2 separate regions of the Homo sapiens genome follow, and region 2 is linked to region 1. A link is a loop called in an ENCODE intact Hi-C map of the cell type or tissue named here. Cell type or tissue: mammary epithelial cell. All regions are shown on one strand. Each heading gives the region's core, and the rest is flanking DNA. Links, peaks and the distances in the headings are about the cores only.

Region 1 (2,806 bases), core at 230-2,729:
TAAAACAACAAGAAGAAAAAGTAGCCTTATATCTTATTAGCTATTACCCTATTTAAAACAGAACATCACTGGATTTTTTCCTCTCTACCTGATAGTATCGAGGCCTAATAGAATGGATTTTATGTGGTGTGGCCATTCCATTCAAAGCTCCTCACCTCTGATGTTGAGATTGAGTGTCGATGGTAATGGGTGTCTCCTTCCCGCAGTCCAAAGTGTGCTTGGATGCTTCTAATAGAAAAGATGCTCGCTAAACCTTCAACAACATTCCCAGCCCAGGAGCCATGCCGGGATGGGTTGCGAATGGCAGGCAGGGCAGAGACAGCCGTCCTTGCCAGTCCTGTATCCAGCACACGGGTACGTAGCTTTCATTCTACTGGGGCATGTCCCTGGAGGAGCCCACTAGCAGCTTGTCATAGAACCCCTACCTTCCTCGCGCCCAAGTCTTAGGATAGACTGCAGTCCTAAGCCTCAGCCTCTTAATATTTTTCTTCTATTTTGAGTTAAATTATCTCTATTTTTATCTTTTTTGGGTACACTAACATTTAGAGAGTTTATGAATGGTTCAAAACATTGATACAAATAGGCATTTTGAAATGGCAACTCAAAGTCAAATGGTAGCCATTCTATGCTAGGGACAGAGCAACATGGGGTGGAAGAAGTGGATCCCAGCCTCCCATCTGCAAGAATTTCCCTTCATTAGAAGAAGCTGCTGTTGGCTGGGAGCAGTAGCTCATGCCTGTAATTCCAGCGCTTTGGGAGGCCAAGGCAGGTGGATCACTGGAGCTCAGGAGTTCGAGACCAGCCTGGGCAACATGGCGAAACCCCATCTCTACAAAAAATACAAATTAGCTGAAAGTAGTGGTGCATGTCTGTGGTCCCAGCTACTTGGGAGGCTGAGGTTGGAGGATCGCTTGGGAGCAGCAGCCGAGGTTACAGTGAGCTGTGATGGCAGCACTGAACTCCAGTCTGAGTGACAGAATGAGACCCCATCTCAAAGAAAGAAAGAAAGAAAGAAAAAAGCTGCTGCTGCTTTTTTCTAGTACCCTAGCTCTGGCTTCTAGTCTTCTCTAATAATTTACCTCTTTCATTGAAAGGAATCAATGCAATAGGCGAGATAATTATAGGCTCAATGTAAGCATAAGAAAAAATCAGAATTTAGAGATTCATCTGCAAAAGATGGATTAGAAAGGATAATTAATATGCCTGATGTTTTCAAGAGGCATTAAAATGCGCATGAATCACTAGATTAAATCCAGGAGTGGGGCAGGAATTGCATCCTCTTCCTCCTGGTCTCTGTGCGCCTAGTTGCTTATTCGGTTGTAAACTACTCCATCTTGTGGCTAAACTAGGGTACTAACAGAGATCAAGATGCTCTTATTTTCAACCAAAAATCACTGTATTTTCCCCTCTTAAAACTTATGCATAGGTTTTAAGAAATCCAAGCCATTTAAGAATTATGAACAAGCTTTAAAAAATTCCAAGCATATATAAATGAAGAAAGTAAACATTATCCATAATCTCGTTATCTAGACTTATCCACACAGACATATATTTTTAGGCAAATACAGGCACATAACATGCATACTGCTTTATATGAGAACTAGTTACAATTTGCCTTTTTTCACTTCAAATGAATCACTATGTTAACACAATTCAGGAATCAGGGCTGGTCAGTATTTGATAAAATTAACAGGTTGAACTTTTTAGTTGCTATTGTAAATGGAAAAATCAGGAAATCTATAACTTTGGACAGGAGAGTTTTATTTCTTATAAAGGGTTACAGACTATAAGGTGGGCATTCCGATATGCTGGGAGGTGTAGCCTCCAGCCAAAGCCATAAAGGCAGGCACTTGGAGGGAGGGAAGGAGAAGACAGGAATTTCAGCTTAACTGGTATACATATTCAACAGGATATGGGAGGAGCCATGAATATTCATGAAAGGGGGTCTTGCACATGTGTGATAAGCAAACATGCATGTTATATACATCCCAGGGTCTCCTTGGGGTGGAGACGTAACATTTAAATGCATTATAATTAGGCCCTATATGTCAAAAGGTGAAGCAGGGCGTCAACACACCCAAGTGGTCGGCCTCTGTAAACCAGCCAGAACCAGTCCATGGCCTGTGATCTCTTATCAGGAGAAAGTTACAGAAATCAGTCTCTTGTCCAATCAAAGCTGTAGTTATGGCTGGTGGAAAGGGGGTGAGTTAGTCAGTGTCTGGTGGTGGATGAGCTGCAACTAGTTCAACATTGCTTATGTCAAGGCCAATGCTGGTTTAGCTGCTAGAGAGAACAACCTCTGGCAGTTAGAACCTAGTTTATTCTTTAAATGTTGGGTGCATGACTTAACCCTTCCCTGCCATGGCCTTAGGTCTTGTTTATAATTTGGTACCATAATGAGTTTGTTCTGTCAGTCTTATGGTCTCTATTATAACATTAATGCCGGGCAGTTTTGTCTAAACTGCAAAAGGGAGAAGGTATTATATAATGAGACAGACCTCCCATCCCGTTATGGCCCAGAATTTTCTTTAAGGTTTCTCTGGGGCCCCCTTGGCCAAGAGGGAGTCCACTCAGCTTGCTGGGGGCTTAGGGTTTTATTTTTAGTCCTCACTCTACGTATTTTCATAGCAGTTAGGGTAACCACAGTCTCCTTGGGCCTGGGCCTCCTGATCTGTTAAAGCCAATGAGGGGCGGGCGTCAGAGATTGCACACCAGTGGACCCCAAATCCCCCCCGCAGACCTTCTGGCTTCCAAGGTGCCCAGGGTCTTACAATGCTCCCTGCATTTGTTGCCTGCCTGGGGAAGC
Region 2 (2,806 bases), core at 186-2,685, 180 kb before region 1:
AAGGCAAAAAAAGAAAGCAAGATATTATTCTTTGGAAATGTCATAGTAAGAGTTTGCCCTTTTCTGACAGTTGACAGTGTGGGAAAAAGAAAAGCATTATAATTTATAATTTTTGTAGGAATTCCTTTGAGAAAACTATGGTGAAGTTGTTGAACAAATCAGGTAATGATCCAGTTTGGGGAAAGCAGTGTGTTTTTTTGCAGGCAGTGTGTTTTTTCTCTTTCCAACAATGCTGAATTTCTTCACAGGAAGAGTGATCGTTGCCACAAGTAAAGGAGTTTACATCTTGGTTCCATTACCTTTGGAAAAACAAATACAGGATCTTCTAGCAAGCCGCAGAGTAGAAGAGGCTTTGGTTTTAGCAAAAGGAGCCCGGAGGAACATTCCAAAGGAAAAATTTCAGGTTTGTAATTAACTGGTCACAGAAATATGCCTCTAAGTCACCAGTTAGAGGACATTCAGATTTAACTAACATGCATCGGCCCTTCCTGTGTACCGGGCTGTACACACTGCTTTTATATCTGTTGTTTAATTTTCTCAACAAATACATATTGTGTAGATAAGGAAACAGGCTTTAGGGCGGTCAAACAGCTTGTGACTGAGAAGGCACTGCCAAGAGTGGAGAAGTCAGGCTTCTAACTTGTGACTTAATTCTGCTATTTTAGATATAGGCTTGTATTTCTAATCAACTTTCCTCTTCCGTGGACCTTCAGAGAAGGATCAATAACATAGTTCTTATAAAGCAAAAGAGTGAGGTCAGGTTAATTTGTCTCTGAATTTAGAATTTGTATTTGTCAGGAAGGGGTTGAATTAAAGTTTAGATTTCTATCATCTGTAGGAAAAGCTTTACTAAACATATTGATAACCATTTTGCTAACTAAATTGGTATTGTAGGAACCCCATCTAGTTGATTTCCTTAGGAGAACTTTTTTTTTTTTTTTTTTTTTTTGAGATGGAGTCTCGCTCTGTCGACAGGCTGGAGTGCAGTGACGCGATCTCGGCTCACTGCAACCTCTGCCTCCCGAGTTCAAGCGATTCTCCTGCCTCAGCCTCCCGAGTAGCTGGGAATACAGGCGCCCGCCACCACACCCAGCAAATTTTTGTATTTTTAATAGAGATGGGGTTTCACCATGTTGGCCAGGATGGTCTCGATCCCTTGACCTCGTGATCCACCCGCCTCCGCCTCCCAAAGTGCTGAGATTACAGGCGTGAGCCACCGTGCCCGGCCAGGAGAACATTTTTAATGCACTTAAGAAACACTCATTTTAAATATAATTTGGTATAATAAATGCAATTGATATAAATCGGGTCTCCTAAAAACTGTTACTTGATGAGTTATTAGGTTGTACAGGTTATTCCATATTTGAGGGGAACAAAACATAATATTGCTATGTATGTGTGCTTTGTATGAATATCTAAATTAATAATGAAAAAGTTCTTAATATTGGTCAGATTTTAGAGAAGACAGTGTAATTGTTGTGGAATGATATGTTCTTTGGCCTCAGGTGCTTTATGCAGAAAAGGGTAGATTCTGAAAATGAAAGAAGACAGGTTGTGTGATTTATGGTTGTGGGCTGTGAAGGTGAGCAGGACCTCTTTTCTACATTTAAACGTTGATAAAGTTTTCATCTTTGTTGCTAACTTTTGAGTAAGACTGATCTACTAGCATTCAGCAGGGGGCAGCAAAGGCAAAAAGAAGAAAGCTGCTGAGCTTCTTGTGCCCTGGAGGGGAGGGTGCAGACCAGAGGCAGATCGCCAGTCCCAGGCCTGCCACTGCCGCATGTGCTCTCAGCCCCTTCTCCTCTCCTGCAAGCTGCTCTCGGTGGATGTGTGGAAGTCCAGGGGGGCCACATTCCAAGGTTTTCCAGCTGCCACTGTGGAGTATTCCCTTCTTGCACACACACCATGTGCACATTTTAAGCGTGTAGCATTTTCTTACAGAGGCTTTCAATGCTGTGTATCTGATTTTTGCTCTTTTCTTCCCTATGCTTTTTGCCAGGGTAGAGCTACACAGTCAGTATTAGAAAATATTAGTCATCTTGTTCTCCAATCTGGTATCTCAGGGTTTTTTTGTTTGTTTGTTTCTTTTCTAACCTGCTTCCCGCTTCTCCCTGTATTACTGCAAGCTCCTATCTCCAGCCCTGGAAATACACCTTCAGAATTATCTCGAGTTCACCCATTATTCTCAGTTCCCACTGTTACTGCTGGTATTCAGACCATGCTCACTTTTGCCCACGTTTTTAACAGCCTCCTTGTGTGATTGCAGTCCATCATCCATGCAACTATATGGAAATGATCTTTTTCCATTACGGACCGAGTCCTTTGCTTAAAATACTTTAGGGGGCATCTCGTTGCCCAGGTCAAGTCCACAACCTTGAAGCATGGCTGACCCCACCCTCTTCTGTGGCCTCCTTGTCTTTTACACACACACACACACACACACACACACACCCTCACTCCTATGAAGCACATGCCTACATTCTACATTTCTGCCTCAAAGGGTGGAAGACAAAGAGAACAAACAACCAGTGAGCCGGATAGTATGTCAGGAACGCTTCAAGGCATTTAAAAACATTTGTTGTTTTAACCCTCAAAAGAATTCGGTAATGACTGGTACAATTGTCCTCATTTCACAGACAAGACATGGCAGATCAGCCATGCCTCTGGGCATCAGGCTGGCTAAGTCAGGCTGGCGCTTCCCACAGGGCCCTTTACCCTGCAATTACTGGAGGGTACTTCTCTACTCGAAAAAATAGTTTTGATACCTCGCATAAATATCTCCTCTTCACTAAGCCTTCCCTTTCCT

What was found. Hi-C counts contacts between places; a loop is a spot of excess contacts. Peaks named below come from ENCODE experiments on the same cell type or tissue, not always from the same donor. Only the 100,000 strongest peaks of a DNase experiment are listed, where the experiment ranks them.
Region 2: a loop joins it to region 1, with 18 times the contacts of the local background. A loop is called at or near these places in 25 of 110 quality-filtered maps.

The regions. Positions count from the first base shown.
Region 1 is chr2:105,113,206-105,116,011 of GRCh38, reverse strand. No RefSeq gene overlaps it. Among named protein-coding and RNA genes, the nearest start is that of MRPS9-AS1, 12 kb to the right of the region's middle. In mammary epithelial cell, for the core only: a CTCF peak has its summit at 1,346 (motif pointing left); no DNase peak of the experiment used is centred there.
Region 2 is chr2:105,293,953-105,296,758 of GRCh38, reverse strand. TGFBRAP1 (transforming growth factor beta receptor associated protein 1) reads left to right here. Exons shown (of 12, transcript NM_004257.6): 4 at 249-403. Among named protein-coding and RNA genes, the nearest start is that of TGFBRAP1, 34 kb to the left of the region's middle. In mammary epithelial cell, for the core only: a CTCF peak has its summit at 1,676 (motif pointing right); DNase peaks (open chromatin) are centred at 1,708 and 2,578; H3K27ac peaks cover 805 bases.